Linked DNA regions of Homo sapiens: region 1 is linked to region 2. A link is a loop called in an ENCODE intact Hi-C map of the cell type or tissue named here. Cell type or tissue: heart right ventricle. All regions are shown on one strand. Links, peaks and the distances in the headings refer to the core of each region. The heading gives the core; the rest is flanking DNA. Region 1 holds the start of LINC01634 (long intergenic non-protein coding RNA 1634). Region 2 overlaps MICAL3 (microtubule associated monooxygenase, calponin and LIM domain containing 3).

What was found. Peaks named below come from ENCODE experiments on the same cell type or tissue, not always from the same donor. Only the 100,000 strongest peaks of a DNase experiment are listed, where the experiment ranks them.
Region 1: it touches region 2 in a loop (3-fold over the local background); 6 of 110 quality-filtered maps call a loop at or near these places.

What each region holds. Positions count from the first base shown.
Region 1 is chr22:18,025,792-18,041,322 of GRCh38, forward strand. LINC01634 (long intergenic non-protein coding RNA 1634) reads left to right here and starts at 3,594. Exons shown (of 2, transcript NR_024417.1): 1 at 3,594-3,763; 2 at 9,969-12,177. RefSeq lists enhancers at 3,574-3,643, 3,684-3,783. In heart right ventricle, for the core only: no CTCF peak of the experiment used is centred there; no DNase peak of the experiment used is centred there; H3K27ac peaks cover 2,122 bases.
Region 2 is chr22:17,960,676-17,976,206 of GRCh38, forward strand. All of the region lies in intron 1 of MICAL3 (microtubule associated monooxygenase, calponin and LIM domain containing 3), which reads right to left. Among named protein-coding and RNA genes, the nearest start is that of MIR648, 13 kb to the right of the region's middle. RefSeq lists enhancers at 64-780, 12,920-13,472 and a silencer at 9,168-9,462. In heart right ventricle, for the core only: no CTCF peak of the experiment used is centred there; a DNase peak (open chromatin) is centred at 9,263; H3K27ac peaks cover 4,374 bases.

The DNA.
Region 1 (15,531 bases), core at 4,876-12,875, 64 kb after region 2:
TGTAAAACATTGTTTTACATATTAAGAACCTAAAAGCACAAACAGTAAGTAACTTGCTTGTGGAAGCTTATGCAGCGAGATAAGTGGTAAAGCTGCAATTCCCAGTTTTGTTTGATGCCACAGCTGAAGGTGCAAGGCCATCTGGGCACGGCCTGAGTGGATATTAGGGAAAAATGCCCTAAAAGGTCCAGAATCTCTAATAATTTCTCCTACTTCTCATTTTATTTTATTTTTGACGCTGGAGTTTTTTTTTTTTTTTTGAGTCAGGATCTTGCTCTATTGCCCAGGCTGGAGGGCAGTGGTGCAATTTCAGCTCACTGCAACCTCTGCCTCCCAAGTTCAAGCGATTCTCCTGCCTCAGCCTCCTGCATAGCTGGGACTACAGGCATGCACCACCATACCCAGCTAATTTTTGTGGAGATGGGGTTTTGCCACATGGCCCAGGCTGGTCTCAAACTCCTGAGCTCAAGCGATCTGCCCTCATCAGCCTCCCAAAGTGCTGGGATAACAGGCATGAGCCACTGCACTAGGCGAAAACGTTTATTTTAGAAAAACTGAAAAATATAGAAACATAAAGGAAGAAAAGCATTCATAATCTCATCACCTAGAGAAAGCCATTAGTAATATTCATATTTCTTTCCAGTCTTTTTTCTAGCTTTCTAGCTTTAAACTAAGTTGAGATAAAACCACACACACACACACACAGACACACAAGTGCATCCTGCTTTTTGTTAAAAATAACTTTGTGGGAAATTCTTCCTCCTTTGAGGATTTTTAAAAAACATTAATTTAAATGTCATACAATATTTTTATCATATGAATATCTCATAATTTCCCTTTTATTGAATATTTCCAACTTTTATTGATTGTAAATAATGGCAATAAAATTTTTTCTTCATAAATCTTGCTCCTATGTGTGAATAATTTCCTTCCAGGTGAGTCCCAGAAGTGGAATATTGAGTCCAAGGGTATTAACATTTTAAAGACTTTCCAATCCTCTCCAATGGGGATATCCAACTCACCCAGCCCCGTTCCCCACAGGACCTGCACGGTCCCACTCCACTGCCCTCCACACATCTGTTGTGCCCTCACCTGGTATATAGCATTTAAATTATTTAGCTCACAAACTCTTTGGGAAACTAGGGTTAGTTCTTTGTAGCTTTTTGGTTGATTATTTTGATTTACTCAGAAAAACGCAGTATCTCCTTTACTATTTTAAAATCCTCAATAAGTAAGAATAGGGAGAGAAAATAAGAGAAAGGGGTGAGCTTTCCAAGGCCCTGGGTTAAGCCAGGGATGCCGGAGCTTGGAGCTCACTTGATACTGACCCTGCTGATGGCCTCAGCCTCAGTCCTGCTATAGAAAAGCTGCCCTGTCCCTCTGATCCTCACGTTTTAATCTCAGCATTTACTGCTGATGGGATGATTGGGTAAATTGAAAAACTTGTCAGAGAGGGTTAGGCTTTGATGGGTGGGGTAGGGGAGACCTCTCAGGAAAAGCAACTAGAGTAATAGAACTGTCAAAGGTTGGCAATAAGGCTGTGTGATCTCGCTGATGGTTCTCCAAGATGAAATGAAACCTAATGCTGCTTTCTTCTTCCTTGAGAGAAGATAGCAAAGAGGGCAGAAGGTGAGGGCTGGGGGCTCAATGTCAACTCTAGAATCTCTTTAAACCTTTTCAGCGTTTGTTTTTTTCCCCACTGAGAAAGTTAAGTGTGATGGGAGGGAATCTAGTCCTTTTGACTATTTTAAAATGTACCTTCTAAAATCAGATCAGGCCAAAAGGTTTTTTACTCTTGAATAAATTTAGGGCTAAAGGCTGTTGGAAAATTAATAGGAGTGGATTCAACGTGGCAATAGATCTTTTATAAATTCTCTTATTGAGTGAATTTCTGAATACTGAAAACAGTGTTTAGCACCTATTGCATTAAAGTGAGTATAAGACTAATACTTTGTATTAGTGACTTTGGCTGGGTGCGGTGGCTCATGCCTGTAATCCTAGCACTTTGGGAGGCCGAGGCGGGTGGATCACGAGGTCAAGAGATCAAGACCATCCTGGCCAACATGGTGAAACCCCATCTCTACTAAAAATACAAAAATTAGCCAGGTGCGGTGGCGTGTGCCTGTAGTTCCAGCTACCCGGGAGGCTGAGACAGGAGAATTGCTTGAACCTGGGAGGAGGAGGCTGCAGTGAGCTGAGATCACACCACTGCATCCCAGCCTAGGCGACACAGTGAGACTCTGTCTCAGAAAAAAAAAAAAGACTAATATTTCATCAAGCAGTTTTAGATAACGTACTGAATTTAGGAACAAATTTACTGCAATTAAATTGACAAAATACCTGTAAATTTTGCAGCTTTTCTCCCCCACAGACTAGCACTATGCAAAAATTGAATGTTTAATTATGAATGAAGGTATCTACCATGTTGTTCACAGAGTTTAATTACCTGAAGACAATGCCTGAGGTTTAAAGTTAAAATACATATATTTGAACATAGAACATTTACTTGACCACTTTATACCATGAGTGAAAGGGGTCAGTCTATGCTTTTTTCCCCTTCCCTGTCTTTTACCAGCTGGCCATTTTATTTGCATAAGGTACACTGAAATTCCTAGAGACCTACGAGGTCATTCTCTGCTCCCTTGCTTTCCTCAGATGAGGAAACAGAGCTCTACAGAGGTTAACTGTCTAGTTCAAGGTCACTCTGCATCTCATTAGTAATCTTGAAGTCTGAAGGCAGGCTGCCTACATTTGTAAATGACAGAAAGCTACCATAGCTAGCTAATCAAAAATAGATGAAAATTTAGTTATAATCTATAGTTGACAGGATAAACATTAAGAATGAGCTTGTAATCCCAGCTACTCCGGAGGCTGAGGCAGAAGGATCCCTTAAGATTAGCAGTTTGATCAGCCTGGGTGACATAGCGAGAACCTGTTATTTTATTTTACTTTTTTAAAGAGTCAGGGTCTCATTCTGTCATCCAGGCTGGAGTGGAGTGCAGTGGTGCAATCATAGCTCTGCAGCCTTGAACTCCTGGCTCAAGGGATCCTCTCACCTCAGCCTCCCGAGTAGCTAGGATTACAGGTGTGCACTAGGACTCCCAGCTCAAGACCCTGTCTCTAGGAAAAAAAAATAGAAATTAGCCAGGTGTGGTGGTGCACAAGAGTGGACCCCTTAAGCCTAGGAGTTTGAGGCTACATTGAGCTATGATTGCATCACTGCACTCCAGCCTGGGCAATGGAGTGGGAGCCTGTCTCTAAAAGAGAAAGAAAGGTCTTCCTAGAGTTTTTGATAGACTAAAACCACTAAGTTCAGATTTAGCATGAATAAATATAATGGCCTGCACTTTTGGTTGAAAATATATATTGCACAGTAGAGGCCTGACTTGTGCATGTGAAACAGAAGATAGGGAGTTAAGTCAACCAACAGGTTCAGTAAGAGCCCCACGTGGGAAGCAGCTGGTGAAACAGCTAATGAAACCTCAGAGCTATATTAGTAGACAGAGAGTAACCTGATGTTTCACGGAGTAACTGGCCCAGGAATCTTGGTGCTGGCCAGGTCATATTTATACCACTCTGTAGCACAAGGTTCCAGGAGGGACCTTGATAAACTAGAGTTCATCCACCAGAGGAGGAGGCTGCAGGCCTTGGGCACTGCTCAGCAGGATGAGGGGCCACTGCAGTTGAGCATGTCTAGCCTGGAGTCTTCTGAAGAACATGATTATTGACTTTATGTATAGGAATGGCTGCCAATGAAGAAGAGGTACGTGGCTTGTTCTATGTCACTCCGCAGGGCAGAAGGAGGATCATTAGGGATAAGGATGAATGGGAGATAGATTTCTGTTCAAAGAATTTTCCAAAATTGCGGACTCACCACAGAATGGTCTGGAAGTCTGCTTAGGGAAATGCTGGGATCCAAGCATCTGAGAGCTTATAGGATATCTACTTTGGGACAGGAGTTGACTCCATGACTTCCAAGTTCCCTTTAACTCAAAGATTCTGTGAGTCTTCATCATGGATCTTTCTTTCTTTATTCCTTCCTTCCTTTCTTTTTCTTTTCTTTCTTTCTTTTTTCTTTCTTCTTTCTTTTTCTTTCTTTCTTCTTTCTCTCTTCTTTCTTCTTTCTTTTTTCTTCTTTTTTTCTCATTTTTCTTCTGTCTCTTTTCTTTCTTTTTTCTTTCTCTCTTCTTTCTCTCTTTCTTTCTTTCACAAAGTCTCACTCTGTTGCCCAGACTGGAGTGCAGTGGTATAATCACAGCTCATTGCAGCCTAGAGCTCTCACCTCAGCTCCCTGGGTAGCTGGGACTACAGGCACATGACGCCACACCTGGCTAATGTGTGGTGTGTGTGTGTGTGTGTGTGTGTGTGTATTTTGTAGAGACAGAGTCTCACAATATTGCCCAGGCTGCTCTCGAACTCCTGGGCTCAAGCAAACCACCCACCTTGGCCTCCCAAAGTGCTGGGATTCCAGGTGTGAGCCACCATGCCCAGTCAGGTTATTTTTCTTGTACTGCTAGTTCATGCCAGTAGAAAAGGTTTTAGTGCTTTTGACCTTCTGATTCCCAAAACGATTCAAATGATTTGTCATTAGAATATGTATCTTAAAAAAGAAACAAATAAAACTCGTAATAAAAAATTGAATCCAGGCCAGACACAGTGGCTCACACCTGTAATCCCAGCACTTTGTGAGGCCGAGGCAGATAGATTGCTTGAGCCCAGGAGTTCAAGACCAATCTGGCAACATGGCAAAACCCCGTCTCTACCAAAAAATTAGCCAGTCTCATAACCAGATCTCAAAAGTAAATAAATAATTGAATCCAGAAGGACTCCTGAGAAAAAGTGAGTTGCTTCAGAATTTGGGCACTGAATTTAAATATAAGCTTTGCTCAAAGTCTGGGCAAAGAGAGAAATGTGTGAAGTTATAGATTCTTACTGTTCAAGAAGAAGAAGATTATACTTTCATCTGTATCAGTATTGACCTTGTCTTCCCAAAGGGATTATAAGATCCTTAACAGCAGGGAACAAATCTTTTACTTCATTTTAACTCCTATCATCATTAGACTATTTTATGCAGATAGGTGCTCAGTGTGTCTTGAATAATTTGACTTTCTTAAAGATGAAATAGGAAAATATTTTTGCTTTATTTTTTTCCTGGAGTCTGATAGAAAGATTAATGGGAGATGGATTTCTTCCAGCCTGCTGAAGCCGGAAGTCACAGTTCTGAAACTACATTATATTATTCCAATGAGGTAGCCTAAACTTGGCCTATAGAAAGCCCCAGGCTGCCATAATTGCATCTACTGGTACCTCTTCCTCTTTGCAGAACAGGTTTCTGTCTTAAATGCATTTGTGTTGCATTTTTTTTTTTTTTGAGATGGAGTTTGGCTCTTGCAGCCAGGCTGGAGTGCAATGGCGCCATCTTGGCTCACTGCAACCTCTGCCTCCCAGGTTCCATTGATTCTTCTGCCTCAGCCTCCCAAGTAGCTGGAACTAGAGGTGGGTGCCACCACGCCCAGCTAATTTTTGTATTTTTAGTAGAGACGGGGTTTCACCATGTTGGCCAGGCTGGTCTCAAACTCCCGACCTCAGGTGATCCACCCACCTCGGCCTCCCAAAGTGCTGGAATTATAGGCATGAGCCACGGCACCCAGCTGTGTTGCATATTATTGCCACTCTAGCACCCTGACTTTCCACTGCAGCTCTTCATTGTACTCAGTAGTAGCAATAACCAACATTAGTATTTTACTTAGAACATTAAGCACTGTTCTAGGTGATTTATATATATTTACTCATTTCATCCTACCAACTCCAGAGTTTATGGTCCTCACCCACTACCCCCTCTGTCTCTCAGTAAGCTGTCTACCTTCAATGTGTAGTTAATCAAGTCACCAACGGACCAAAATCTGAAGTGAATTCCATCTTCCTAGTAGCAAGACACCAGGTGGTAATGGGTTTCCTCTGCCTCTCCTCTTTCCATCACCCGCTCTGTTCCCTGGATACCAGCTAAAAACTACCCTGCTGTATTTCCTGCCCCCAGCGTGGCTTCCTGGGCTTGGCCACCCTCCAGCTCTGCTACCAGGTCTGCTTGGCTCAGGGGTTTGGAATGAAAGACACAAGACTGAGCTCCTCCGAGTGACTCACATCTATCTGGAGTGGTAATAGCCTGTTTTTGTGCCACTTAGCAATTCATCCTCCCCAAACCCATCCCTTCTTCATTTTCCTAAAAATGCCAGATGGTATATGTTTATTTTTAAATCGGTGTGAAGTTTGATACATTTAGCATTGAGAATGTATCAACAACACTTCCTGTCCCTTTACCCCACCCCAGGGATACTTAGAACTACCACCACGATATTGCAAAACCAGGGGGCCTGAGTTGCTGCTGGAGGGCATGGTGTTGCAGAAATCACTGCTGTCCTGCGAGCTGCAGGTAGATGCCCAATAGGAGTTTTCTGATGATGACATCTCACCTTGGGTGGAGATAGGGCTAAGACCAAACCCTGCCTATGGCTTTGTCCAGGCCGTAGAACGGGGACAGGTCTGTGCTTGGCATCCCTTGCTGCTGTTTCTGTTAGACACAGCTAAGCCCAAGGGTAGGAAGAAGCAGAGGATGTGCCCACGGGAACCTCGTCCTCTTTTCTGTGGTTTCCACACAGCCAGGAGTCAGTCCCTTTCCTTCATTCTAACCAGCAGAGTCACTGGCACCAAAGACATTGTCTCAGTGGCATAAATCCCTATACCAGTGAGGGTTCTTTACTGTAGGAGGCCCCTTGGGGCTGAAGAATTGGGAGAGGCTCCTTGGCTTGAAGCCGAGTAAGTAACTGAGTAAGTGAGTAAGAAAGTGAGTAAGTCATTACTCTCCTCCACCTGGACATAATGAGCCCGCATGCCTGGAAACAGCCAGCGCTCCTCCCTGGACTTAGCCCAATCTGCCGAGACAAAAGCCAGATGGAGGCCACACTTAGATCACACAGAGAGCATTCAGATCATTCACTTCTGATCTGGCCCTGGTACAGGATGGCAGGAAGAGTAAGGATAAGTGAACACCAGAGGTATTTCAAAAATGTCTTTAGACCTAGAAGAAGAAGGCCTGCATTTCATTTCCAGCAGTATCATTTATTAATTGCATGACGTTGAGCAAATTAATAGACTTCTCTAAAGCACATATTTCCTTATCTGTCAAATGGGAATAGTAATATCCGTTTTCCCCCATTTTATGGGGGCATGTGTGAGGATTACATGGCAATGCATATGACAACACTCTGTAAACTCTTGATCATACTATGAGAATGTAAAGGATTATTAGAAATTTCTATTTATTTTAGTAAAAAAAAAAGAATAGTTTCATCAGTTTGTTCCTCTACTCAATTTTTGACCAGAACAGTTTGTAAATAGTAAGACGGAGAGCTTTGATTTTTTTTTTCTCACCTTCCATCTCACGTTCTGTCCCAGGCAGGCAGGGGGCTGTGGTTGGGAGGTGCAGTGCAAATTTGCAGGTAATGTGTGTGAGGTATGGAAGAGGCAAGCACCTGCACGCTCATCACAATCAAGGAACAGAACCAGACAGAATTTAAGGCTGGCTGAAGGAGACCAATGTGGTCACCATAGTGGATGGCCCCAGGCAGAGCTGACCAGCAGGCAATCGAGTCAGCTTGAAGCAAAAGGTGATCTCAAGCAAAGCTGGAGGCCGAGACAGATCTAACAGATGCCAAGGATGCTAGGCTTTGACAGGGTCCCCCTAGAGACTGGGCTTCCTATCCTGGGCTGCTCAGAAATTTCTAGTGACCCCCAATCTAGCCTTGGACTGGCTGGAGGAACTGAAAGTTTCCAGGAGGGAGGATTCCTGCTTGTCCACCCCACAGCCTTCAGTATCACTGTCCACATGGAAAGCTATGTCCCGTGGCAGACTTGGGAATCGCTCCAGTCTCCACATCCCCCAAGGACTTTCTGATTCAGATTCCCAAGCAGACAATTTTGGCTTACAGAGGGAAAGACTACATTTGGGTATCAGAAACTTCATACTTGGTGAATGCTGTCTGCTTACTGAGTCTGGGACAAGAATTCCAGCAGTGAGCATGCTGCTGTTACCCAAGCCAACCTCTAGAGAGATGTTTCAGGGAAAAAAACAAAACAAAACAGGGAGCTCAAAAGAGAACAGTGCAGACAGTTCAAATCATTCCCAAACTGGCCAGTCAATCCTTGTAGTTCAGCATAATGGGTAGCTAAGGTCAGAGCTTAGGGTCTTGGGTCCTAGATTAATATTCACCCACTCCTAGAGGTAATTTTGTAGGCCAAGAAAAGCAAAAACCAAACCAAACCAGCAAAAATGGGCCCCTGAAATGATTTTCCAGAGTGGATTATCAAGAAGGCTTAGTGCTTGGAGTAAAGAACTCAATAAATAAAGACTTCCAGTCATCCTGAGATACCCAAATAAGAACACAAACTCTTAATTGGTTACTATTTGGTTTAAGGCAGGGGTTGCACATTGACCATGTGCTGTGTGCGGTTAGTAACGGTGTTTTGTTTGATCATCTCATTATGTCTGTGCCATGTTTGAAGGGCAATGTCACAGAAACTGGGGGTGACGGGTTAGAACACTCTGGACACTTAAAAGGCCTTAAAAGAAGGCTGGAGAGGGGCCTCTGGTCAGGCACACCAGAGTATCTGATGAGAACACCAAGTCTGTAATCTCATGCCCACAGAAAGCTAACCCTAAATGCCAGTACCAGATGGCCAACCTAAGAGAGGGTTCTGCGCAGGGAGAGCACACTCAGTTGGGTGGTCAGGGAAGGCTTCTTGTAGGTAGTGTTTGGAAGTGGCGGGAGGCGGGTGGAGGGGGGGTAGTGGGGGGCGTTGTTGGGGCGGGTGGTGGAACACCTGGTGGAGAGGCACATTCCAGGGTAGAAGACGACGGAGCAGGCAAAGCCCTGGGGGGGCAGGAAATCTCCAGCTATATTCAGGAAACCATGAGCAGGCTAATTTGGCTGAAGCAGAGAATTTGAGTTAGACAGAATGGAAGTGGGCAAAGAATGTGTGGAGTGAAGAAGAGCAGGAATCATGTCTCAAATCTACTGAGTCAAATATCTACTGATGGAAAGGAGAAGCTTGTGGGGTGAGAGTGAAGGGTGCCCCCGTGGCGGGGCTCCCCTGGTAGCCCTTTCTCCTGCAGACCTATCTGTGGGGTGCTCCCAGCCTGGCTCCCTCTTCGGGAGGCAGACACCTGCTCAGCCTTGCTAATCAGGCAGCAGTTAATGGGGTTCACTTCCTGCATCAGCAGGTGAGGGCCTTGGGGAAGGCTGAAGAATGGCAAGGTTACAGCTGGCGTCCTCAGGCAGTTGGAGGCCCGCAGCAGGAGAGCATGTTCACGGCCGGGCGCAGTGGCTCACACCTGTAATCCCAGCACTTTGGGAGGCCAAGGAGGGTGGATCACGAGGCCAGGAGATCGGGACCATCCTGGATAACACGGTGAAACCCCGTCTCTACTAAAAATACAAAAAAAAAATTAGCCGGGCATGGTGGCGGGCACCTGTAGTCCCAGCTACTCGGGAGGCTGAGGCAGGAGAATGGCATGAACCTGGGAGGCGGAGCTTGCAGTGAGCCGAGATCGCACCACTGCACTCCAGCCTGGGCGACAGAGTGAGACTCCATCTCAAAATAAATAAATAAATAAATAAATAAATAAGAGAGCGTGTTCACTGCACTCGGCTCGATCCTTGCCCAGAAACACAAGCAAGGGGCACCTGGGACCAGGCTCAGCTCAAAGCCCCTCCCTCTATATATCTGGGCACATGCACACAGCCTCCTCAGATGGATATTCCTGTGTGTGTATCAATCACAACATACACATCCATGGGTACATTTCCTGAGCAAGCAGATCTCTGCTATACATATACATATGTAAAAGCATATAGATGTACAGGCTTTCCTGTATATGTGTATACACATATGTTTGCTGGGTTGTTTTTCAGAATATTGAAAGTCAGAAGCATGCTATCACATAACTCTGCATTTCATCGGGCCGAGAAAGCACAGGTTTTCAGGACCACAGTTCCCATTTCTCCTGTTCTGCAGTCCTCGTCTGATTGGCCAACACTATGGGCACTCCCTGCTCTGGTGGCCACTGGCAGTGGGCCAGGGTGAGGGCAGCTCACAGCCCGTCTCCTCTCTGTTACCTTGGGACGTCACTCAGCAGTTGCATCACCGGCTGCTCTCTCCCTCTGAAACATGAAGCCCTTCCTTTCTTATTCCACCTTAGGGAAGCCTGGGCCTGCGACAGACCAGAAGACCTCACATTCCACAGAGAAGACCTCGGTTTCCCCCCAAGCTCTGTCCAGTATGGAGTGACAAATCGCTGTACTTATGAGACAAAGGCATGAAGTCCAGGTCAAGGCATGACTTTTCGGCAGCAACTTTTCTAGATGTGAGGTATCAGTAAACATTTATGGTGCTTCTGTTATGGATACAATACAAGGATGTAAAAGAAAATAAGTATGAGGCTCATCCTCCTGGGAACTCACATTTTCACTGGGGCTACAAGACCCCCGGAGCAAATGCCAGGCACAAGATCGGGGATAAAAGCCTAACTTTGAGAAGCTTGCTTTGGCTAAAACCGAAATCAATTATGAAGCAAAGGAAGTGGATTAGAGGGAGATCTTATGAAATCCCATCAGATTTGGATCATGCTACTGAGTTTTTTTCTTCCTGGCTGTATTTTAGGTTTTCTCTCCCACTGAAACTGATTAATCGTTGTCAAAATTCCTCCCTTGTACCCTTCTCTCTATGGGAGGGCTGTCCCTTGGCTGGCCTGGGATGCAGGAATAGCTTTTGTGCACCCTTTGGTGTCCACTTCTGTGTGTCTCTCTTGGTGGCACTGCTTCCCTATCTCTGCTTGCTCTGACCACCTTCAGGCTCCTAGGACCCTACCCTCTCAAATTTCCTCCTCCCCTGCGTCCCCCTTTCCCATTCAAAGCCCACAGCACATCTCAGTTAGTGCTATGGAAAAAACTAGCCTCAGAAACGAATATTCACTGACATGTCAAGGTCTAGTAGTTTGTAGAGCCATTTTATTGGAAGGGACTTCAGAAAGGAATTAGTTTACCTACTCATCAGGTGAGGAGACCCACAGAGGGGAAGTCACCTGCCTGACTCCCAGAGACAGAAACAGTGCTGGGACTAAAACCCAAGAAGGGTCCTGACTCCCAAGTCCCAGGAACTTAATTTTCCCCCAGGGAATGGCCCACCACCCACCCAGATGTAAAAACTAGAGACTCTGGGCAGCATTCTATCTCTATGCCAGCCTCCAGTCTCCTGTCTATTTTGCCTCCAAGATACATCTCTAATTTGCCCACTTTTCTTGAACTTCACATCACCGATCTGGTACAAGCCATCATCATCTCCTTGCTTGGGCCTACCAAGACACTAATCACTGTTCTTTTTGTTTTGTTTTGTTTGTTTTTGAGACAGAGTCTCATTCTTATCACCCAGGCTGGAGTACAGTGGCATGATCTCAGCTCACTGCAACCTCTGCCTCCCATGTTCAAGCGATTCTCCTGCCTCAGCCTCCCAAGAAGCTGGGATTATTGGCATGCGCCACCACACCAGGCTAACTTCATATTTTTAGTAGAGATGGGGTTTCACCCTGTTGGCCAGGCTGGTCTTGAACTCCTGACCTCAGGTGATCCACCTGCCTCGGCCTCCCGAAGTGCTGGCATTACAGGCATGAACCACCATGGCAGGCTGACTTTCATTCTTTCTCTAGTATTATTAGAATATTCCCAAATAATATTCCATTGTGTATATATTCCACATTTTGCTCATTGGTTTCTCATGGTCCGATCTGAGCTTTGGGTAGATCTGGCTATAGGCAGATAATCCCTGAGACATACTGCTAAATGGGAACAGCAGATGCAGAACAGTGTGTATGATACGCTACCACTTCTGCTGGAAAACGTCAAACAGGCACGTGTGCATACATATGTACGTGGACTTGGAAAGGCATAGACCGTCTTTGAGAATACTCAAGAAGTGGTTATCTTGGGTAGGAGAGCTGGTGGCGGGGGACAGAAATGGAAAGGAGACTTATTTTTCACTGGATATGCTTTTGTACATTTTATGGCTTATTAATAATGATTTTATAATTATATTACCATGATCAAATAAAACCCTTGGTGAATCTTCAATATTCAATAAAAGGCTTGGTTCTTTTAAGCACATATAAACTTTTTTTTTTTTTGAGACAGGGTCTTGCTCTGTCACCCAGGCTGGGGTGCAGTAGCACAATCTCTGGCTCACTGCAGCCTCTACTTCCCAGGCTCAAGTGATCCTCCCGCTTCAGCCTCCTGAGTAGCTGGGACCTAGTAGGCTGAGGTAGCAGGTGTGTGCCACCACAGGCTAATTTTTAAATTTTTTATAGAGATGAGGTCTTGCTATGTTGGCCAGGCTGGTCTCAAATTCCTAGGCTCAAGTGATCCTCCCACCTTGGCCTCCCAAAGTGCTGAGATTACAGGCGTGAGCCACTGTGCCTGGCCTAGCACATATCAACTTAGAAAGAGTTAAGAAAAGTGGGCTGGGTGAGGTGGCTCATGCCAGTAATCCCAGCACTTTGGGAGGCTGAGGCAGGTGGATCACGAGGTCAAGAGATTGAGACCATCCTGGCCAACATGGTGAAACCCTGTCTCTATTAAAAATACAAAAATTAGCTGGGTGTGGTGGTGCGTGCCTATAGTCCCAGCTATTCAGGAGGCTGAGGCAGGAGAATCGCTTGAAATGGGGAGGTGAAGATTGCAGTGAGCTGAGATTGCACCACTGCATTCCAGCCTGGTGACAGAGCAAGACTCCATCTAAAAAAAAAAAAAAAAAAAAATGACAGAGACTAAGGCCAAGCCACACATTTTCTGTGTGTGTGTGTGTGTGTGTGTGTGTGTGTGTGTGTGTGTGTGTTGTAGACAGGGTCTCACTCTGTTGCCCAGGCTGGAGTGCAGTGGTGCAATGTTGGCTCACTGCAGCCTCTACCTCCTGGGCTCAAGCGATCAATCCTCCCACCTCAGCCTCCCATGTACCTGTGACTACAGGCACCTGCCAACACCAATAACCAAATTAATTTTTTTTTTTTGAGACAGAGTCTCGCTCTGTTGCCCAGGCTGGAGTGCAGTGGCGTGATCTCGGCTCACTGCAAGCTCTACCTCCTGGGTTCACATCTCATTCTCCTGCGTCAGCCTCCCAAGTAGCTGGGACTATAGGCGCCCGCCACCATGCCCGGCTAATTTTTTGTATTTTTAGTAGAGATGGGGTTTCACCGTGTTAACCAGGATGGTCTTGATCTCCTGACCTTGTGATCCGCCTGACTCAGCCTCCCAAAGTGCTGGGATTACAGGTGTGAGCCCCCGCTCCCGGCTTAGCTAGATAATTCTTTTTTTTGTAGAGATGAGGTCTCGCTATGTTGCCCAGGCTGGTCTTGGACTCCTGGGCTCAGGCAATTCTCCTGACTTGGCCTCCCAAAGTGTTGGAATTACAGGCATGAGCCAGTGCACCCAGCCCACACGTTTGTTTGATGTTCTTGTTAACAGCTTTGTGTTTTTTTGGTACCTGGTCCCTGGAACATTAATATGTACTGTTGAATAGAATTATGTCACCGTTCATGTAATTACATAATTATTGGCACAAAGAAACTAAAGAAAAAATGGCCCAAGCACAAAAGTTAATAAAACAAAAAGAGCACAGGATTAGACGCAAGACAACTAGGAAAGAGGTTGCTGTGACTCTCCAGCCTTCATGATGCCAAGGTATTAGGGAAGAGGAGACGTGGGAAAAAAGGAAACCTGTTGAAAGAGGGAGCAAGAGGCTGGGCATGGTGGCCCACGCCTTTAATCCCAGTACTTTGGGAGGCCGAGGCAGACAGATCACCTGAGGTCAGGAGTTCAAGACCAGAATGGCCAATGTGGCGAAACGCCGTCTCTACTAAAAATACAAAAATTAGCCAGGTGTGGTGGCGGGCGCCTGTAATCCCAGCTACTTGGGAGGCTGAGGCAGGAGAATCTCTTGAACCTGGGAGGTGAAGGTTGCAGTGAATTGAGATCGTGCCACTGCACTCCAGCCTGGGCAACAGAGCAAGACTCCATCTCAAACAACAACAACAAAATAGTGGCCGGGTAGAGTGGCTCACACCTGTAATCCCAGCACTTTAGGAGGCCGAAGCGGGCAGATCACCTGAAGTCAGGAGTTTGAGATCAGCCTGGCCAACATGGTGAAACCCCATCTCTACTAAAAATACAAAAATTAGCCAGGCGTGGTGGCTACCAGCCTGGGAGTTCCAGCTACCTGGGAGGCTGAGGCAGGAGAATCGCTTGAACCTGGGAGGTGGAGGTTGCAGTGAGCCAAGATCATGCCACTGCACTCCAGCCTGGGTGACAGAGCGAGACCCTGTCCCCACCAAAAAACAAACAAACAAGAAAAATAGTGCTTGAAAAAATAACTCTTACATTTATGAGAAACTAGTATGCAGCATATATTGAAAAGGATACGGAAAGGCCACTTGTTCCTAGGGCAGAGATTGCCAGTTGCCTAACCTTTATCTACTTTCTCCTCTTGCCTCACTAACAGAACCCTGGCATTATCTGGGTGGCAATGTTCTCAGCCATAAAACTACATATCTCAGCCTCTTTTGCAAGTGAAGGTGGCCAATTAGATGTAAGAAGAAATATTTGGGTAGAACTTCCGGGGAAGCTGTTTAATGGGAGTTAGTTAAGCTGGCACTCTTTTATCCTAACCTCTTCTACTTTCTTTTTTCTTTTTCTTTCTTTTTTTTTTTTTGAGTCGGAGTCTCGCTCTGTTGCCCTGACTGGGGTGCAGTGGTGTGGTCTTGGCTCACTGCAAGCTCCGCCTCCCGGGTTCATGCCATTCTCCTGCCTCAGCCTCCCGTGTAGCTGGGACTACAGGTGCCTGCCACCACACCCGAATAATTTTTTGTATTTTTAGTAGAGACGGGGTTTCACCGTGTTAGCCAGGATGGTCTCGATCTCCTGACCTTGTGATCCGCCCACCTTGGCCTCCCAAAGTGCTGGGATTACGGGCGTGAGCCACTGTGCCCGGCCACCTCTTCTACTTTCTTTATTTTATTTTATTTTATTTTATTTATTATTTTTATTGATCATTCTTGGGTGTTTCTCGCAGAGGGGGATTTGGCAGGGTCATAGGACAATAGTGGAGGGAAGGTCAGCAGATAAACAAGTGAACAAAGGTCTCTGGTTTTCCCAGGCAGAGGACCCTGCGGCCTTCCGCAGTGTTTGTGTCCCTCGGTACTTTGAGATTAGGGAGTGGTGATGACACTTAACGAGCATGCTGCCTTCAAGCATCTGTTTAACAAAGCACACCTTGCACCGCCCTTAATCCATTTAACCCTGAGTGGACACAGCACATGTTTCAGAGAGCACAGGGTTGGGGGTAAGGTCACAGATCAACAGGATCCCAAGGCAGAAGAATTTTTCTTAGTACAGAACAAAATGAAAAGTCTCCCATGTCTACTTCTTTCTACAC
Region 2 (15,531 bases), core at 5,668-13,667:
ACCATGGGGGTGAGAGGGTGGGGGGAAGGAGGCAGATTTGGAAACAGACACCCGCCCCGGGGTCAGATTTGACCCAGGGGGGCCCGCAAAGTGGGGAAGGAGGAGAGGAAGCACTAAGCTGTGCCAGGGAGATTCTGAGGCGAGCAGGAGCAGAGCAAGGACCGAAGGAGCCAGCACGGGGTCACTGGGAGTCCTCCAGGCATGGAAAGAGCACGAGCTCAGCAGGAGGTGCTGGGTCATGAGGTGAGCAGGGCAACGAGACGGTGCGGGACCTGGTAGGCCACCTGGCAGCTTTGGCATTGACTGGGGTGCGAGGGGAACCACTGCAGGAGTCTGAGCAGGGAAGAATGACATCGCTACCGTGTGTTACCAGGGGCTCCTGGTTGCCAGCTGCCAGCACACCTAGGGACACCAGGGTGGGCATAGGGAAGCCAATCTGGAAGTGCCTGCAAAAATCCAGAGGATGGCTGGCGGTGGCCTGGCCTAGGAGTCAGTGTAGGTTGTAATGAGAAGCCAAACATGAAGGCAGGGCTCACAGGACCTGCTAATGGCTAAAACATGAGGTGTGAGAACCAGAAAGAAATGCAAAGATTTCTGGTCTGAGAACTGAAGAGATAATGAAAAAGAAGCTAACAAAAGCACAAACATAAATCTCCTTCCCGCTGGGTCCTACTAGAGGCAGCAGAAAGGATTGAATAACCCGCGGCCATTCTCACTGGGGGAGCGTCAGCCCCGGGCAACAGACACCTAGTGGAGGCCCCTTCCCCCTCAGATCTGACCAGGAGGGCATCAGTCTCCAAATCTGCCTCCTTCCCCCCACCCTCTCACCCCCATGGTCCTTCCCTAAGCGAAGGGGCACATAGTCTCACACCCATGGGATCTGCTCCCAGAGCCCCTTGCCAAGCCTGAACAGGTCCAGAACAGCTTTGCAGAGCTCCTGGAGTCCCCTTCCCACACACACTCCTGGGTGCCACTTCAGGAAGCAATCATATCTCCAACATGGCAGGAGGTGGCCCAGACTTGGGGTGTGGGTGGGAGAACAAGGCCTGCACCCCTAACCGACTCTGGGGCTGGGCCTGCCCTTAGCCATTCTAGAGTTAGCGCCCCTTCCAAGGCAGGCCCACCCCACCCCAACCCTGCTGCTGCCACCAGTGCCACGGCCTGCCTGCCTCCAGTTGCTCCTCTTCACCACCACCTCACCTTCCAATGGGCAAGTGGCGGGGCTGTGCAGTATCACAAGATCAGCCTTTGAAAATATCTGTTTGGGGTTTCCTTTCCTAGGCAAATCCATACAACCTATTCCCTAAACATTCAAACTAAGACAGACTATAGGACTTACAGAAAAATGGGTTCAAAATGAGGCAAAGATAGGAAAGTGCTTCTTACAGATAATTTTCAAGGCCAGTGACTGGAGAGAGGGGTAGGTCTGTCAATCGAGTGCTTGCTGACTGCACATATCACATGGCGTGTGACGACTGCTGGGAGAGGAAAGCGAGACATCATTCCAACCCTCCAGAAGCTAAAGATCCTGGAACTCAAGGGGAAAACTAACGTAAGTGCGAAAGCGAACAAGCAAACATGTCCTCAACTGGGCAGGCAGGCTGTCGGGGTACAGAGCTGGGATCTGGGAAGGAACAGAGAGGGCCGCTCAGGGAGAGGAAGCACAGTGCCACCGGAGGCACGCACTCAGCAGGCACTCGCAGGCTGGGCAGAGGTAGAGAAGCAGCGCTGCACAGGCAGGCAGCTGACCCAGGGCTCTTAGAGCCGGGCAGGAGAGCTGGTGTGGGACCTGGGAGGAGGACAGGAGCCTTCAAAGCAGCACCGCCTGATTGCAGCCAGGAGGGTAGCATCAAGGAAGATGGAACTGCGGCCAGGCCACATCCAGGGGTGCTCGAGCACAAGAAAAAAGGGGATGGGTTAGAACTGCAGCAGTGGGAACCAGAATTTAAAAAGGGAAAATTATTCGACAAATTTGGAGCACTAACTATGGCAGGTGTAGTTTTAGGTGCTAGGAATAAGCAATTTCCAAGGACCCTTTGAACAGAAATGAAGCAAATGAGCTACACAGGGCGGCATAAAAACCAGCTGCTGGTGTTACTCCCTTCTTATCTGTATCCTGTGAAAGGGCAGGAAGGTGACAAACACTTGTTTTTCTGTAGGTGCCCAGGTTGGTTTTGAACTCCTGGCCTCAAGGGATCCTCCTGCCTTAGCCTCAGGAGCACACCACCATGCCCAGCTAAATTTTTTTTTAAAAAATTTTAGAGACAGGGTCTCACTATGTTGCCCAGGCAGTCACGAACTCCTACCTTCAAGCAATCTTCCTGCCTCAGCCTCCCAAAGTGCTGAGATTAGAGGTGTGAGCCACCACACCTAGCCAGCGAGAAACACTTCTATTCCAATCAATAATTTAACTTCAGCTACAACCTTCCTAGACACAGATTTACTTACTTATTTTTGAAACGGGTCTCACTCTGTCGCCCAGACTGTAGTGCAGTGGGGTGATCTCAGCTCGCTGCACCCGCCGCCTCCCAGGCTCAAGTGGTCCTCCCACCTCAGCCTCCCAAGTAGCTGGGACTACAGGCATGTGTCATCACGCCTGGCTAATTTCTGTATTTTTGTAGAGACAGGGTTTCAACATGTTGCCCAAGCTGGACACAGGATGTTTAAAGGAAGACTGTTAGGGACACCCATGGCGTGAGATGAAATGACAGCCATCTCCATTCTTTAATGACAATGATTTTGCTCCCCTTGCCTTCACATAAATGCGGGCTAAGGACCTGACAGTCCCTATCTCCCAAGCACTGACGCAGGAGAGCTGTGAACACGTGATGGGCCTCCGTCGCCGGTTCCTTACCCTGCCACGGCCAAGCGCCATCCTGCCTCCATGCAACCCCAAGGAGAGGAGGGCAGTGAGCATCTCTGACACCCCTTGGCACTGAGGTGAGACTCTTCCTGTGAGCCCGCACCCCATCAACGTGCTCCATAAGCCATAGGAGTCACCACAAACTTCGCAAGTGGATAATAGTCAGGCCTCACTGAAGACACAGCTACCCATGCTGATCCAGCCAGGAGGGTCGCTTCTGTGTCTCCTCCTACTCCACACCCACATGAATCCCACAGGCCGATCATTGCCTTGCAAGGTAAGATGCCCTGGTGCAGACAAGGAGCCGCTTTACCCATCAGGCTACCAGCTGAGGGTCAAATAGGCACAAGGTCGTGGGGACATATTTTAAGGACGTGGTCCCTACTCTTGCTGCATTTATAATACACAGTACAATCTGAGACCCTCGCAAATTTTGTAACACAATGGCAATAACAACCATTATTGGTTACCAACTAATTGGTACCATTAAGGTAATAACAGAGAGACTTCCTTCTGGGCCTTCCCCAAAGGCAGACAAAGGTTGGTTTGCTTCCTAATCTCAGTCTCCAGGACATTACAAACAAAGGATTCAAAATGGTGTTACTACTGGAGCTGGAATTCCGTGTTCTAACAAGAATGAAGAAAAGAGCCAATCAAGACCCAAAAAATCTGCCTCTCCTCAGCTCAAGAGGAAGAAGGCCAGCCTGCTGTTGCCCTCTGTCCCTGCATTCCACAGCACCAGGCTCTTCCCTCACATCCCTCTCCTCACATTCTTACCTTATATGATTGAGGCCAAATATGCAAAGCCCCGTCTCCCAGCCATGTACACAGTAGCTGCTGGCTGAGGACACTGCTGCCAACGCCACAGGCCCCAGCGAACAGCCCTGACTCTTATGTGATGATCTGCTTTTGGGTCCTGTCACTATCTGCGCACACAGCACACGTCCACATGTATCACTGACCAACCCTAACAGGGCAAGGGTGGGGATGTCAGAGATTAGCTCCACAGGACTTGGACCCTACGTGAAGATTAAAAATTTAAAATCAAACTCGGGCATTTCTGCCATCTGTAACCCACCTCCACACTAGAACCCTCTGACAGAAAGTTTCTGTGAGTAGGGAAATCTGGTCCACAAATAAGCTGTCCCTTTAAAGATCTGCAGCAACTTAAAACCAGCTGGTTTCTGGTACAAGCCAGTCCTCAGAAAGTAACTCTCACTTCAACTACAGAGGATAAGGTCCAATGATTTTGAGTTTTGTTTTAAAAAACAAAGCAAAACAAAAACCCCGAATTGCTCAGCTGGGACACTGGCTGGTTCAGGAGGGCTGGGGGTTTTCAGAAGCAGCAGCCGCATGGCACTGCTGACCGTAAGCGCACTGCTAAACTGAAGCGCGGTGGAGGTCTGGGAAAAGGGGAAAGCAAACACTCCAAAACAGAAACGCCATCGCTGAAAGGGCACAGAGCAGGTGCGGGCCTGCCCCCAGGTGTCTCCCACTCCCTGCGGTAGGAAGTCCTCTGACAGAGGGAGGAAACTGGGCCAAAGGAAATCCATGCATCCGCTGCTCTCCTTTCCCTCCTTCCCCTTCTATTTAAAAAGAAGAGAGTTTGAGACCAGCCTGGGCAACACAGTGAGACCCCGTCTCCAAAAAAAAAAAAAAAAAAAAGGAAGGGAACTATTTCTGTGCCTGAGAATGGCTGTGCTTGCGAGAGTCCTTCTGTATCAGAAAGCAATGACTTTTTACAGGATTGCAATAATACCCGGAACCCCTAAAAGACCCTGGAACTGGCACAAGGGTGCCTATAATTTCAATGCTTAAGAGAGGTCCTGAAGGCATGTCACTAACACAATGATTAGAGACCATTTCTTACCACACATCAGAGAGTCTTCATGCTTTGGTCTCCTACCTTAGAGAAAGCACTGACTCCATTCATCCCAAGGACTGAAATAATGGTGCTGATGAAGATGAGGCCCCCAGGAATAACTGCAGCTATAGTGTATTCATCACTTACTACTGATATACTGATTGTCACTGTGAGTTAAGTATTTAATACAGCGATCAGCCTCATGTGATAGACAAGAAAAAGGAGACAGAGAGGCTACGTAACTTGCCCCAAGTCACACAGTAAGAGCTGACACCTGATCCCAGGAAGCCTGGAACCGTGAACACTAAGTAGCCTCTCTACTGATATCTGCTATCATCTTAATCCAGAAACCACCCTGTAAGTAGTTATAATTATCTGCAAGTTACAGATAAGGGGGAAAATAGAATTAAGAAAGGTCAGATCACTTGTCCAACTAGTAAGCTATAAAGCCAGGAGTCAAAAATCCAGGTCTCCAACCTCCACATTCTATGCCTTTTCACTACACTGCACTCGAGGGTGGTCTGACCAACCACCACGGGACCAACCACCGTGGGACTTCCATGTAGACAGCTGTTCCCAGGACCAGAAGAAATAATACTGGGCCACAGGGCACACAGGCAATGAAGAGTCAACACACATGAACTAGAGAGGAGTCGGAGGTAACTCCATGCCATGCAGGATCTGCCATCTGCTGCCAGCTTCATCATTCTCAGACAGAACCCTCATCCTGCCACATCCTGCTTGACAACCACACACGTTTCCTTATCATCCACTGCTTCATGCCTCCCATCGAATTTCCAGTCCCTGACTCTGGCCACCCAGCTTCATCCCACTTTCCCTGAGATAACTGCCCTCCAAAGTGGCCCCACAGCCTGTGGGCACATTCCACTCCCTCGGGCCTGGGTGTGGTTCCCCACACCTGAGCGCTCCTCCTCCCCTCTCCAGCCTTATTCCAGAACCCCGCAGAAGACCTGCCTTCTTCACAAAGCCTCCATCTCTTCTCGTCCTTTCTGAGCCCCTCCACCTCCTCACTCCTCTGCAGTTCCAAACAATTCAATCCTTATTCATATCCAGACAGTACTGTTTGCATTGTTTCTGTTTCTCCAATGGAAAATTCCTCAGGGGAAGAACCATGACCAATCCTCAGGAGATGAGGGTAGCAGAGGGCTTCAGAGCACAGGCTTGGGAGTTGGACTGAGATTAATCCTGACTCTGCCACACACTTGGCTGTCCAATTCCTAGTTAACTCCCCTGCCAATGGTGATAAAGACAGTACCAACTGTCTAGGGTATTTCTAGGAAGTAAACGACAGAATGCATTTCTAAAGCATCTTCCATGATACCTGGCAAAAATGGTCCATGAGTAATTATTTCAATGATTATGTATCTGCCCCCAGTGTAGCCTGAGCCTTGCTAAATGTGCAGCTGGAACTCAGGAAGCAGCTGCAATTAATTGACAGAAAATTATTGGAGGTTAGGGTTATCTGTAAGAACTAGACAAAGGAAGAAAAGTAAGAGGGAATTCAAGAAAGTGAAATAGCAGATGGGAATGGGTAGTGGAACAGGGGAAATAGGATCCAAGGACTAAGTCAAATCTGTAAGTACTTCCTGGGCACCCATGTGTGCACACACTCCATGGGACTGATCAAGGGTAGGTGAGACAGAGGTTCCATGGACAAGGGCCACCATCCAGCTAAGCAGTCAACCAACACGTGCTGAAAGAACAGAACACCTGTGGCACAGATGCAAATGAACAGGATGGCCAGCATCCCTGGTCTATCCTGGCATAACTACTCGTTTTCACCATCAGTGATTTTGTTATCTTTATGTGATAGAGGCTATTCCATACAACCTATTGGCTGAAAATAATGCCTAACAATAAAAAAGCTACTAAGAATTCAACATTTTCCCATGCATTTGTATTCTGTTCATCACAACGGCATCTACATACCCTGCAAAAAAAAGTAGAACACATATATTTAAGGCATTTACTCAAGCGACAATATTTGATGAATCTGCCCTATGGATTCACAGTCTTGGCCACTGGGCAGTGTACATGCAAACACACACACACACACACACACACACACACCCACACACACCCACTCATGCCTACAGCATGGGGATCCCACTGACAACAGCTCAGAAGAGAGGTAAAGGTTAAGGACAGGCTTCTAACAAATTCAGTTCAATACATTTAAGTACATATTATAATAAAAATGAGGACCAGGTGTGGTGGCTCACGCCTGTAATCCCAGCACTTTGGGAGGCCAAGATGGGAAGATCACTTGAGACCAGGAATTTGAGACCAGCCTGGGCAACACAGCGAAACCCCTTCTCTATTGTAAAAATGACTAAAAATTGGCTGGGCGTGGTGGCTCACGCCTGTAATCCCAGCACTTTGGGAGGCCGAGGTGGGCAGATCACTAGGTCAGGAGTTCGAGACCAGCCTGACCAACATGGTGAAACCCTGTCTACTAAAAATACAAAAATTAGCCAGGCGTGGTCACGCACACCTGTAATCCCAGCTACTCAGAAGCCTGAGGCAGGAGAATCGCTTGAACCTGGGAGGCGGAGGTTGCAGTGAGCCAAGGTTGCACCCTGTACTTCAGCCTGGATGACAGAGTGAGACTCCGTCTCAAAAAAAAAAAAGAGTAAAATTTAAAAATTAAATAAAAATAATTATTAAATGATGCTTGTAAAAGTAGGTAAATAGATGCAAGTTTCACGGAAGAAAGGGTGGATCTGAGGAGATCCTGAAGGATGAGACCAAGTCCAGCAGAGTGAAGAGGAAAGAGAGGAAATGGCGAGAATTCACATGAGCAAAGGGGGAATCAGATAGCGTGCCCAGTGCCGAGCCCTGCCTCTGTGGAAGCGTTGGGGGAGGGAGAAAAGCCTAGCAACCTTGCCAGAGCTCAGACCCGCCCTACTGAGGGGACACTCACAGGTGAGCAGGTGTTCACAGGTGAGGACACTCCACGGGGGAGCAGCACAGGAGCCGGGAGCTGCTCTGGGAAGAGCTGAGGCGCCAGAGCTCCACAGTCGCAGACTCAAACCGGAGACCTCACCAGACCCTGGCTCGGGCAAGCTTCCTCAGGCTACATTTCCCCACCACAAAACAAAGATATATTAGTATGTGCCTCTTATGGATGTAATGATTTTGAGGTGAGGTTCAAATAAACAACCAACCTGAAATGCCTGGGAGAGTGTCCAACTGAGAGCCGATACTCAAAGAGTGATATAATAATTACCACAACCACTAATGCCCCAACGAGCCGCTGAAAGAAAGGCCGGTTCCACACTTTAGCTCACCTTCCTCAAACAGATGTGGCCACCAAACAGTTTGACGTAGGATATATGGAAAGCATACTAAAGGAGCTCGAGGGGAGTTAGGCGCTTTTAGATTAGCATGGGGCGACAAACTTCAAACATGCCTTGTGACCAAAAACTATGAATTCAACATTTTAAATAGATTTGTATTTTATTAACTACAAATAAATGGTCTCATGGGTAAATTAACCAATGCAAAAAATGGTCAGTTTTTAAAGACTTTATAAACAAAATTATCCCCCAACACACAAAGTCAAAAATATGTAAAATTCAATGACTTATTAAGAACATTCTTTAACTTTCTCCAGAAGACTTTTTTTTTTCTTTTTGACATGGAGTCTCACTCTGTCACCCAGGCTGGAGTGCAGTAGCAGGATCTCAGCTCACTGCAACCTCCACCTCCCGGGTTCAAGCAATTCTGCCTCAGCCTCCCGAGTAGCTGGGATTACAGGCGTCCGCCACCACACCCAGCTAATTTTCTGTATTTTTAGTAGAGACAGGGTTTCACTATATTGGCCAGGCTGGTCTTGAACTCCTGACCTCGTGATCCACCTGCCTCGGCCTCCCAAAGTGCTGGGATTACAGGCATGAGCCACTGCACCCGGCCAAATGAGGACTCTTGTAGAAATACATGTGCTTTTCTCTAAGGGACGAGAAAGAAATGTAAAATGAGCAGTTTGTCCGCAGATCGTGCTTCTTGGGTTGGTCTGGAGCCGACAGGCGTTGTGGAATGACAGTGTCCATCTGGAGATTAAAATGAGAACTCCTTTGTTCTAGGCAAGACACATGCTTTTTTTTCTCTTCCTTCCTTCTTCCTTCTTCCCTGCCACCTTTATTCCTTTTTTGGTTTATCTTAGAAATGATTTAAGGCAACATGGGCCCTTGATCTGTGAGGAGGTGAGGCAGGACTGTTACTCTGTTCTGTGGAATTCTAGAAACTTATTTTGGGACTTTGGAGGTATTCGCTTTTTCCTAAGCTCTCAGAATCATTTTTGAGAAGCAGCCGATGCTGCTAGCCAGAACAGCTGTGAGAAGCGCAGCGTCTAGGATGGCCTCTTTGCCGACACCCTGGGATGGGTGCATGCTTCCTCATGTTTTAGAGAGAACTGAGGCTCTCAGCTCTCCCTGTGTGCTGGGATGCCGTCTGTGACTTGCCTGAGAAAATACCTATGGAATGAGTGTGAGGGCCTCATGAGGTCACGTCCACGAAAGCACTGGGAGCTCGTCAGAGGAGAAGGGCACTCTGAGGCCACATAGTCGGTAATCAGACTTCCCTTTGGTCCACATCTCTGCCCTGGCTGCCAGGATTCACAGTGTGCAGAGGGACTGGGCCGTTGCTCCAGCCGCTCCAGCAGGTTAGCAGGCTCTGTGCCACTGTCCCCAGAGAAGTCTCCCTGAGTGGGGTCTGTGGGCTCTTCTCTCGGTCCCACCTTCAACACCCACTTTTCTCAGCCTGGTGAGAAGGGAGGACAGATGGCTTCCCCTCCACTGTCCCCCGCCCATGTTGTTGAATGGGATTTGAGAATGGACGCCAGGTTCTAAATCTGCCATTCCGTCTGTCCTTGAGTGAGCGGCTGACCAGCTGCTGGCCCATGCTTAGAGGATGTTCGTGGTCTGCCCCAGGGCCCACTGGTCCTTGAGTGAGCGGCTGACCAGCTGCAGGGCCATGATCAGAGGATCTTCGTGATCTGCCGCAGGGCCCACTGGTTGGAGGCCCCTTTGGGAGTCAGATAACAGAACTCTGCAGTCACGGCTGTGACCGACTCACTATGTGGCAGATGGGCTTCTGTGCTTTTTAGTTCTCACTTCCTGAGAAGTGTCAGGTTTCAGCACTAATATCATGTATACATTTTAAAAAATCCAAAATCAGAAGCAGAATTTAGTAATTCCCCACCACTTCCTATGTTCCCTCCTCTAACACCTGTAATATTCCTGGCACACAGTAGGTGCCTTAAACAGGTCCTTGAATTGGGGTTGGTGAGAAAAGGTGCTAAGTCTGTCTTTCCAAGCCATTTAATTGAGCAGCATTTTTTTTTAATGTGGAAAATTTTTTTATCTGTTACGTCTTTCCTATTATATTTATCTTGTCCTTGATTTCAGCACCCCACCCGATTTGCAGGCAGTGCTTTCTAAACTGTGCCCTGTGAGCTGTTAAAAAGTCTTCTGGAGGCCGGGCATAGTGGCACACACCTGTGATCCCAGCATTTTGGGAGGTCGAAGTGGGCAGATTGCTTGAGCTCAGGAGTTCGAGACCAGCCTGGGAAACACGGCAAAACCCCGCCTCTGCCAAAAAAATTAGCTGGGCACAGTGACATATGCCTGTAAGTCCCAGCTACTCAGGTGGCTGAGGTGGGAAGACCACTTGAGCCCCAGAGGCGGAGGTCGCAGTGAGCTGAGATTGCACCACTGCACTCCAGCTTGGGCAACAGAGCAAGACCCCGTGTCAGAAAAAAAGGGGGGGGCTGGGCGCTCATGCCTTCAATCCCAGCACTTTGGGAGACTGAGGCAGGCAGATCACTTGAGGTCAGGAGTTTGAGACCAGCCTGGCCAACATGGTGAAACCCCATCTCTACTAAAATACAAAAAATTAGCTGGGCATGGTGTTGTGTGTCTGTAATCCCAGCTACTTGGGAGGCTGAGGCCTCCTCAGCCTCAGCAGGAGAATCGCTTGAACCCGGGAGGCGGAGGTTGCAGTGAGCTATCGCACCATTGCACTCCAGCCTGGGCGACAGTGCAAGACTCCATGTCAAAACAAACAAACAAAAAACCTCATCATTCATCTAGCATTGACTGCATTCATCTAGCATTCATCTAGCATTCATCTAGCATACATCTAGCATTCATCTAGCATACACAGGCACCAGACACTGTGTTGGGGCTAAGCACAGAATGTGAACAGAACTCCTATGTCTCCTGTGCCCCAGAGATGGAAGGACAGTGGTGGACACAGCCATCGGTGTAAAAACGTCAATATATAGATACATCCATACTTACACACTGTGAGAAAAAGAACAGCAGAACCTAAGACAGAACATCGGAAGGGGCCCCCTGGCCCTTCAGGTGGTAATGAAGAGGTATCCAGCCCGACCCGGGAGGGAGGATGCCCAGGGAAAGGAGGAGCTTGCTCCAGGGGCAGAAGCAGCACACGTGCACCGGCACAGGCGACAATGCACATGGCCTTCCAGGACCACCGGCCAGTGGGCTCAGGGCTCAGTGAGAGAGGAAGAGGAGGATGGCAAGGCAGGCAGGCCACTCCACACAAGGCCAGGCAAGGCCTCTTAACGAATCTGGATGCAAGGACCTTGCTTTTTCCTACATCTTTCATTGTTCCCAAGCCCAGTGCGCTCCTCAAGGCAAACACTAAGAACACATGCTCAGTTCAGCAAATCAGTTACAAACCAGTGGCTATTTAATAAGCAAGGTACTGTTAAAATCTTGGCCCTCAAATTTTATAATTTGGTTTGTAGAAAAAAGGAACCAGACCATCCCATCTCAAACAAAAAACAAAAAAATCTTGAGACAAGAAAATATATATCCTGAGGCAGTATCTGATTAAACACCAGATGAAATGTTCAAGTCACATGGTCCACTGGAAGGGGAAATAATTCCCAGGTAAGGTGGTGACAACGGGTTTCCCAAAGAGGGTGGGACTCCAAGTAGAAACTGAAATCTGGAGCGAACCAGGCTAAGCTACCTGGGAGGGTGGACCAGGCACACGCAACAGGTGAACGGACGTACGGGAGTAGGGACAGCAAGGCACATCGGGGAGGGGTAAGCACACAGAAAGGTTGAGCCCGCCTACAACACACAACAGCCCATCCCGGGCAGCTCACCCCCATCTTCAGGGCCTTGGAGGCAGAAGGAAGATTCCCACAGGTCAGGGTCCGGGGCTGGTCTCCTGGCAGGCACACTTTGGGGCAGCAGGAGAAGGAAGGTGAGTAAGACTGTCTGCCCCAGGAAAAAGGGCAAGGGCAGAGAGCTATGGATCTCATTCACTGGGATAAAAAATTAAGTGCCAAGGAGGGAGAGGAAAGGGAGGAAAAATAATCCAAATTGTTGTAGTATTGTGCAACTGAAATTCCATGCATAAGCCAGGAAATTCAAAGGTCACAGTTCCCACAGCAACTGTAACCTGACCCGTCAGCTTAAGTAGCCTTTGGCACTGCCAGCCCCCAAGCGCCTGCAGCCCCTACAATGCCCACCCAGACCTGCCCTCAGGCCCCTGCACGTCAGGCATGTTGCGCCTTGCCCAGCCGGGCCCACGTGGGCTGCCCACCTCTGGCTACAAGGGGCCCTCAGCCATGCCCAATAGTTCTCAGTTCTTTAAGGAGCATCCTGTGACTCCGAGCCTACTTGCTGTGGGTCTTTACTTCTGACTCTTCTGTGGGGTGAGTAAGCCTCCTTCACCACCCAGATGGGGGGAAAAGGGAGAAGAGAGGTGTGTGCATGCAGACAGAGGCGCTGCTACCACCCTCTTCACTCATGCCCTGTGGCATCAACACTTGCCAAGCCTCACCATGGGGAAAACAAAGGTGGGGGGAGCCTGGGGAGGGAATGTTGTAGTTCAAAGGACATCAGAAAAGACGGCTTACCAAATGGGAGAAACTTTCTACCAGTCTGAAATCTGATAAGAGACTTACTTCTGTAGGGTATGTAACTGAGCATATGATCCTTCCCAACAGGGCCTGGGACACCGGCTTGATCATCATGAGGCCCAGGACGGAGCCACACATAGGTCATGATAGTGGAAGCAGCACAGGGTGTGAAGCTGATGGCCACAACCGACCCCTTCCAGCCCCACTGTGGAACCGGGGTGGCAGTTCAGAGTTTGGGTGTCTGCTGTGTGCAGAAGGGAGACCAATCAGAGCCAGGCTTAGACGCAGGCAAATCATGGGCCCTTTCGAAAAGACAGGCTGGCCAAGTGCGATGGCTCACACCTGAAATCCCTGCACTTTGGAAGGTCGAGGCAGGAAGATGAGTTGAGCCCGGGAGTTTGACACCAGCCTGGGCAACACGGTGAGACGCCGTCTCTACAAAAAATTAGCCAGGCATGGTGGCACGCACTTGTGGTCCCAGCTACTGGGGAGGCTGAGGTGGGAGGATCATTTGCACCTGGGAGGTCGAGGCTGCAGTAAGCTGTGGTCGCACCACTGCACTCCAGCAACACAGTGAGATGCTGTCTCAAAAGAGATTAAATTTAAAAATGTTTAAGATACATAAATAAAAAACAAGTCCCCTGAGCTCCTCCTCCTATTTATCACAACAGAAAAGACTGAAGACTCACCCAAAAATGGTTTATATCCTGGAAATCATACTTCCCTCTGGGCCATGGTTTATGTGAGCTGCCAAAATTCCAGGCTCAGGGCAAAGAATGACTTTCCTGTTACTCTGGCTCCCAGGGTGAACACAGGTAAGGAAAGTGACGAGGCAGTCAAGAGCAAAGCCCAGCTCCCTAGGGCTTTGTGAGGAAGACCAGCTCCACCACCCTGCTGTCTGCCCTGGGCCTGGCCCTCAACAGTGCTGATAAAACAGGCTTCAGGGGACTGCTGTGAGAAGTAAGTGATGGTATGTACAGCAGAGCCTATGCTGCATGGCCTGGCACACAGAAGTTGCTCAATAAACGGGAATTACTAGTACTGCTGCTATTTCCACATTTCATGTTTTACTCAAACCTGATACATTTATAAGAGCTGTGTGAGGCCAGGTGTGGTGGCTCACGCCTATAATCCCAACACTTTGGGAGGCCAAAGGAGGAGAATTGCTTGAACCTGGGAGGTGGAGGTTGGCGTTCCAGACCAGCCTGGCCAACATGGCAAAACCTTGTCTCTACTAAAAATAAAAAATTAGCTGGGCATGGTGGCACGCACCTGTAATTCCAGCTACTTGGGAGGCTGAGGCAGGAGAATCGCTTGAACCTGGTAGACAGAGGTTGTAGTGAGCCGAGATGGCACCACTGCACTCCAGCCTGGATAACAGAGCAAGACTCCGTCTTAAAAAAAAAAAAAAAAAAAAAAAGCTGTGTGCCACTGAGTCCTGGTTATTTCACAGCACAGTGGTAGCACGTAATATGTGCTTACTGTGTGATGAGCACTACTGTGCATGCTGTTCTCTTGAACTTTACACACTAGAGTTCTTCAGTCCTCACAATAACCTCATGAGGTAGATTCTGTGGATGAAGAAACAGAAATTGAGTCATTTATCAAGGCTGTATGGTTTCTATGTGGTAGAAGACAGAGCTGGGCCCAGGCAGCTGGACTCTGGAGCCCCAGCATGGACCACATCACACCCATCCTCAAAGCATGGAAACATTCCCAGGAATAAAGCAGGCAAAGGCCAGCGTGGCACAGATTCCAAAAACAGCTCAAGACTGACTTCTTTGAAAGAACTGTCAGTCTCAGGTCAGCCTTGTGATCACAAACCCACAAGAAAATGGTTCTAAGTTCTGCAGAAGGGAAAGGCCAGAACAATGCAAGAAGCCGCAGTCAAGCTGCAGTCACCACAATCATCGTGTGATGGGAAGTGGCTCTACTCAGAATGGGAACAGGACCACGCTTCAGTTCAAAATTACACTTGCTAGAAAGTCACCCAAGGATCTTGGTGGCTCACGGCTGACAGTGAATGAAAAGCCCGCAAATTTAAAAAAAAATCTCATACCCTACTTGACTGACTTCCTAACAAATTCCCACAACTTTCTGGTATTTCTGAGAACTTCTTACACTCTGCACTCTTCCTTACCCAGCTTTCCCTTGCCTTCCATATTTTTCCGCTCCCATGCCCCACACCCAGCCCCCCAGCTACAGGACTTATACTCACTTGTTCAGATTATGCACAAAGAAAAAAATTCAACGAATTCATTTACCCCAATTTAGAAATGGAAATACCTGATAAAGAGAGCTAAAAGGGATACAGAACAAACCAGGTATGAAATAGCACATTTTCAAGTCACCCCAAGTGTGTCCCCAAAAAACAGAACCCAGCACTGTCCCAAGAGTGAGTTACACAGACTCTCCTGAACACCCTCCTGGCATATGTCCTCATGTTTGGGACACAGGATTTGCTATTAAAGAGTGCTGCACTTTGGGAGGCTGAGGTGGGCAGATCACGAGGTCAGAAGTTTGAGGCCAGCCTGATCAACATGATGAAACCCCATCTCTACTAAAAATACAAAAATTAGCCGGGCGTGGCAGTACATACCTGTAATCCCACTACTCAGGAGGCTGAGGCAGGAGAATCGCTAGAACCGGGAGGCAGAGGTTGCAGTGAGCCGAGATAACACCATTGCACTCCAGCCTGGGCGACAGAGCCAGACTGGGTCTCAAAAAAAAAAAGAGTGCTACATGGCTCAAAGCCGGAGCAAATAAGACGGCCAACAGAACATCAGTATGTAAGTTAAATGTTTTATTTCTTTCTAATCTTATCTGAACAATATAGGCAGAGATGGACTGCCAAAATATGTTGTGGGGATCAGGGTAGAA